Regions from separate parts of the Homo sapiens genome. Here region 2 is linked to region 1. A link is an interaction called in ENCODE POLR2A ChIA-PET data of the cell type or tissue named here. Cell type or tissue: PC-3. All regions are shown on one strand. Each heading gives the region's core, and the rest is flanking DNA. Links, peaks and the distances in the headings are about the cores only. Region 1 has its middle 5.1 kb from the start of PTPRS. Region 2 holds the start of LOC124904622 (a long non-coding RNA gene).

Region 1 (2,913 bases), core at 313-2,812:
TAACCTACCCCCTTCCCCGCCCTCTGTCACCCTCGCTCACTCTGCTCCCGCCACTCGGGCCTCCTTGCTGTGCCTCCAACACACCAGGTAAGGTCCTGCCACAGAGCCTTTGCACTGTCTGTTCCCTCTGACCAGGATGCTGTTCCTCCTGCTTTTCTCAAGGCCAATTGTTCCTCCTTGCTCTTCGAGTCTCTGGGAGACCCTCCCAGACCATCTCACTGAGGTGACCACATGATCATCTTTACTTCAGTATCAGATTATTTATCATGATTTGGAATGATTTTATATTTTGGCCGGTTTGTGTGTTTCCTGCGTGTCTCCCTACTCTAGCTGTGCCTCAGTTTGCCTGTCTGTAAATGGGGATAATAATAATCGTGGTCCCTGCCGGGCGTGGTGGCTCACGCCTATAATCCCAGCACTTTGGGAGGCCGAGGCGGGCGGATCAGGAGGTCAGGAGATCGAGACCATCCTAGCTAACATGGTGAAACCCCATCTCTACTAAAAATACAAAAAATTAGCGGGCGAGGTGGCAGGTGCCTGTAGTCCCAGCTACTCGGGAGGCTGAGGCAGGAGAATGGCGTGAACCCGGGAGGTGGAGCTTGCAGTGAACTGAGATCACACCACTGCACTCCTGCCTGGGCGACAGAGCAAGAGTCCGTCTCAAAAAAATAAAAAATAAAAAATAAATAATATTGGTCCCTTAGGGCTGTCTGGAGGGTGAAATGAATCACACTATGTCAACCACCTGCCACCAGGTGCAGACTCACAAAAGGATTTCTGGTAAGTGTGGTCACTGTAGGCTGGGCGCGGTGGCCCACGTCTGTCATCCTAGCACTTTGGGAGGCCGAGGTGGGCAGATCACCTGAGGCCAGGACTTCGAGACCAGCCTGGCCAACATGGCGAAACCCTGTGTCTACTAAAAATACAAAAAAATTAGCCAGGCGTGGTGGCGGGTGCCTATAATCCCAGCTACTTGGGAGGCTGGGGCAGAAGAATCGCTTGAAACTGGTGGGCAGAGGTTGCAGTAAGCCGAGATCGCGCCATTGCACTCCAGCCTGGGCAATAAGAAACAAAGTCCGTCTAAAGAAAAAAAAAAAAATGCGGTCACTGTAAATGAGAAAACTATGGTTGCCTAGCCAGAAACAAAAGATGATCCTACAAGTCGATACAACAAGAACAGAAAATTATAAAATTCTTTTTTTTTTTTTTCCAAGACAGGGCCTCACTCTGTTACCCAGGCTGGAGTGCAATGGCACAATCACAGCTCACTGCAGTCTCAACCTCTTGGGGCTCAAGTGATCCTCCCAGCTCAGCTACCCAGGTAGCTGGGACGAAAGGCACAGACCACTACACCTGGCTAATTTTTAAATTTTTTGTAGAGACAGGCTCTCCCTGTGTTACCCAGCCTGGTCTCGAACTCCTGGGCTTAAATGACCCTCCCACCTCCCCCTCCCAAAGTGCTGGGATTATAGGTGTGAGCCACTGTGTGCAGCCAAGCCAAGAACAGAACATTCTAGTCTGATGCTGTTGCAGCCTCTGGACAGCTCCAGGAAATTGACACGTGTTACAAAGGTGTTAAAGACGCAATAGCACCAAGCTAAGCCTTCCTGCAGGCCAAGGCTTGAAGAGAACAAAGGAGAGAATGTTGTCCCCAGGGGCATGCCTCAACCCTCCAAGTTCCACACTGTGAAAAACACTCAGACTGGGAGGTAGGACATGGTGGGTTCTGGGTCTCTTTCCTGTCTGCTGATCGTGGTGAGCTGGCACGCACACTGAGGGTGTGAGTCATTGTTGGGTGAAAAGTTCAGTCAATGAACATTCGCTGCTTCTTCAGGAGCGTTGTGGGGGAGGGGGCTCTTCCCACTCTCCCACCCTCCTCTTCCTTTTCTGCCAGACCAACCTCTGCCTAGGAGCCTCCCAGAACCTGGTAATTAGCTCCATTGTGGTTTTGTTGAGATAACTCCAGGGGAACCATCAGCCGCCCATCACTGTGTACAAACAGGACCCTTCATACCAAGTTCAGGATTGTCTGCAAAGAACTCAGCCTTAAATTCCTGCCAGACAGGTCCAAAACATCTCCCCTAAACTTTCCCTGTGCCAGAGATTCCACTATCGTTGCACGTTACTTCAAATTAAATGTTGTTCTCTCTGCTCCTCTCTCTGTCTCTTTCTCCTCACAAATTCGCTTCAAACGCCAAAGGGAAGAGGAGCAGATAGGAACATCCTATTTGCTGCACACCTGCTCTGTGCTGGGCTCCATGTGGGGTTCACTTGGGGGTCCCCTGATTTAGCTGATTTGGTAAGCGTTGGAGGATTTGGGGAGGCATGGGTTAGGAAAACACTCAACAACTAGGCACAGAATGAAGCTTTCTCAACCTAGTAAAAGGCATCTACAGTCAGTATCATACTTTATGGTGAAAGACTGGATGTTTTCCCCGTAAGATTAGGAACAAGATGAGAATGCTCCCTCCCACCACTTCTATTCAACATTGTACTGAAGCCTATAACCAGGCAACTAGGTGAGAAAATAACATAAAAGGCATTCATATTGGAAAGGAAGAAATTAAACTATCTCTATTTGCACATGACATCATTTTGCATGTAGAAAATCCTAAGGGATCCACTAAAGACCTATAAAACTAGTAAATGAATTCATCAAGGCGGCAAGATATGAAATCAATACACAAAAATCCATTGTATTTCCTATGCAGTGGCAATGAACAAACGAAATGAAATTAAGAAACCAATTCCATTTACAATTGATGAAAAAGAATAAAATACTTAGGAATATATTTCCAAAAGAAGTGCAAAGCTTATACTATAAAAAATAACAAAAGGTTGAAAGATTAAATTAAAGAAGACTTAACTAAATGGAAAGACATCCCATGCTCATGGATTGGAAGAATAATATTG
Region 2 (2,913 bases), core at 130-2,629, 140 kb after region 1:
AGGTGTGCACCTCTGGTCCTAACTACTTGGGAGGCTGAAGCGGGAGGATCACTTGAGGCCGGGAGTTCGAGGCTGCAGTGAGCTATGATCACACCACTGCACTCCAGCCTGGGGGAACAGAGTAAGACCCTGTCTCTGGAAAAGAAAAAAAGAAGTGCTTAGGGTTGTATGTCAAAGAGATTTGGTGGATGTCATAGCTACGGCTATTACATGAGCACAGTTTGGGATTGAACTTCCTGGCTTCTGCAATGGGTTGGATTGAGTGGGAATGTAGGATGGGTTCTAGACAACATGGTGAAACCCTGTCTCTACTCAAAATACAACAATTAGCTGCTAATGAAATACCCTCCAGAACCCTGTTTTCTTCTGCCACAGAAATCAACAAGTTCCAGGCAGTGACTGCTCCATCAGCCAGGGTCCTGGAGGGAAGTGATAATCTTCAAGTCCCTGGCCCAAAAGGTCACAATTGCATATACAATGTGAGTGAGAAATAAACTTTGGATGTTCTTAGCCTCTGAGGCATAGGGGCTGTTTGATTACTGCAGCAAAACCAAGCCTATCCTAACAGATACAACAGGAATGGAGGCTTTTGATACCACAGAAAAAGGTGGCAGACAGTGGCATAGATCCTAGGCAAAAAGGAAGACTCCAGACCCTAACTGGTAACATTTATCAAGTCCTTGCTGTGGTCCAGGTGCTCTGCACAGCGCTTCTTTTGAGAGTTTACATGCTTACATTGAATTTGCACACTCATGCTATGGGGTAAGAGCTGATTTTTTTTTGAGACGGAATCTTACTCTGTTGCCCAGGCTGGAGTGCAGTGGCGCGATCTCAGCTCACTACAACCTCTGCCTCCTGGGTTAAAGCGATTTTCCTGCCTCAGCCTCCCGAGCAGCTGGGATTACAAGTGTGCACCACCACGCCTGGCTAATTTTTCTTATTTTTAGTACGAACGGGGTTTCACCATATTGGTCACGCTGGTCTCGAACTCCCGACCTTAGGTGATCCACCTGCCTTGGCCTCCCAAAGTGCTGGGATTACAGGCGTGTGCCACCATGCCCGGCCCCAAGAGCTGATATGGTCTCCATTCTACCAGCCAGGAAACTAGGCTCAGGGAGGGACATAATTCACTCAAGGTCACATAGCAGGGAATAGGTATAGCTGGAATTTCCTGCCAGACCTGTCTGATTGCAGAGTCTGCCTTTGCCCACAATCCACCTTCCTCCTGGCCATGATACGACGTTCCAAGGGTCTGCAGCCACATGGTTTATCATCTCCACCAACGGGACTTGAGACCACAAGAGAAACCACAAACCTCAAGCCCTAAAGCTTCTCAAACTCACCTGTTGGGATTTAAATCTTTCAAGGAGACCTAGTAGCTCCCCAGAGTAGCCTCATAGAGCCACCATCCCCATGCTTCCAGTTCCTTCTATGATCTCACCATTATTACATGGGGGAAGATTTCTCTCTCTCTTTTTTTTTTTTTTAAGAGACAAGGTCTTGCTCTGTCACCCAGGCTGGAGTAGTACAACGGCACGATCATAGCTCACTGAAGCCTCGAACTCCCAATCTCAAGTGATCCTCCTGCCTCAGCTTCCTGGGTCGCTGGGACTGCAGATGTGCACCACCATACCTGGCTAATTTTCTTTTTTTTTTTTTTTTTTTTTTTTTTAGACAGAGTCTCACTCTGTCGCCCAGGCTGGAGTGCAGTGGCGCAATCTCGACTCACTGCAAGCTCCACCTCCTGGGTTCACGCCATTCTCCTGCCTCAGCCTCCCAAGTAGCTGGGACTACAGGCGCCCGCCACCACACCAGCTAATTTTTTGTATTTTATATTTTTAATAGAGACAGGGTTTCACCGTGTTAGCCAGGATGGTCTCGATCTCCTGACCTCGTGATCCGCCCACCTCAGCCTCCCAAAGTGCTGGGATTATATTTATTTATGTATTTATTTATTTTTGAGATGGAGTCTTGCTCTGTCGCCCAGGCTGGAGTGCAGTGGCGCAATCTCGGCTCACTGCAAGTTCTGCCTCCCGGGTTCACACCATTCTCCAGCTTCAGCCTCCCGAGTAGCTGGGATCACAGGTGTGCACCACCACACCCAGCTAATTTTTGTATTTTCACGGAGATGAGGTTTCACCGTGTTGGCCAGGCTTATCTCAAACTCCTGACCTCAGGTGATCTGCCTGCCTCCGCCTCCCAAAGTGCTGGGATTACAGGCATGAGCCACCACGCCCGGCCTACCTGGCTAATGTTTAAATTTTTTGCAGAGATGTGTTCTGCCGGGAAAAAAAAAAAAGACACACCTTTACGTTGCCCAGGCTGGTTTCAAACTCCTGACCTGAAGTCATCCTTCCACTCAGCTTCCCAAAGTGCTGGGATTATAGGCACGAGCCGCTGTGTACTTGCCATCGTGGGGGGATTTTATATCCCAGACACCCAGAACTGCCCCTTAGCTTCTGTTTTTTTTTTTTGTTGTTGTTTTTTTTTTTTAGACACAGTCTTGCCCTGCACGTCAGGCTGGAGTGCAGTGGTGCCACCTCGGCTCACTGCAACCTCTGCTTCCCCGGTTCAAGCAATTCTCCTGCCTCAGCCTCCCAAGTAGCTGGGATCACAGGTGTGCACCACCACACCCAGCTAATTTTTGTATTTTCACAGAGATGAGGTTTCACCGTGTTGGCCAGGCTTGTCTCAAACTCCTGACCTCAGGTGATCTGCCTGCCTCCGCCTCCCAAAGTGTTGGGATTACAGGCGTGAGCCACTGCGCCCAGCCTGAAAGCATCATCTTTTCTTTTTTCCTTCCATAGCATTTCTCACCTTCTAACACACCCTGCCACATACCTACTTGTCACTGTATTCCACGGGCTCTGAGATGCCGTCAAATATAAGATGCACCTTTGGGTCAGGCACGGT

The links. Peaks named below come from ENCODE experiments on the same cell type or tissue, not always from the same donor. Only the 100,000 strongest peaks of a DNase experiment are listed, where the experiment ranks them.
Region 2: POLR2A ChIA-PET joins it to region 1 with 5 read pairs; 1 of 35 experiments calls an interaction of 5 or more read pairs at or near these places.

Annotation. Positions count from the first base shown.
Region 1 is chr19:5,344,460-5,347,372 of GRCh38, forward strand. No RefSeq gene overlaps it. Among named protein-coding and RNA genes, the nearest start is that of PTPRS, 5.1 kb to the left of the region's middle. In PC-3, for the core only: no CTCF peak of the experiment used is centred there; a DNase peak (open chromatin) is centred at 1,732.
Region 2 is chr19:5,486,240-5,489,152 of GRCh38, forward strand. It overlaps LOC124904622 (a long non-coding RNA gene), which reads right to left and starts at 1,404. Exons shown (of 2, transcript XR_007067106.1): 1 at 1,344-1,404. In PC-3, for the core only: no CTCF peak of the experiment used is centred there; a DNase peak (open chromatin) is centred at 1,232.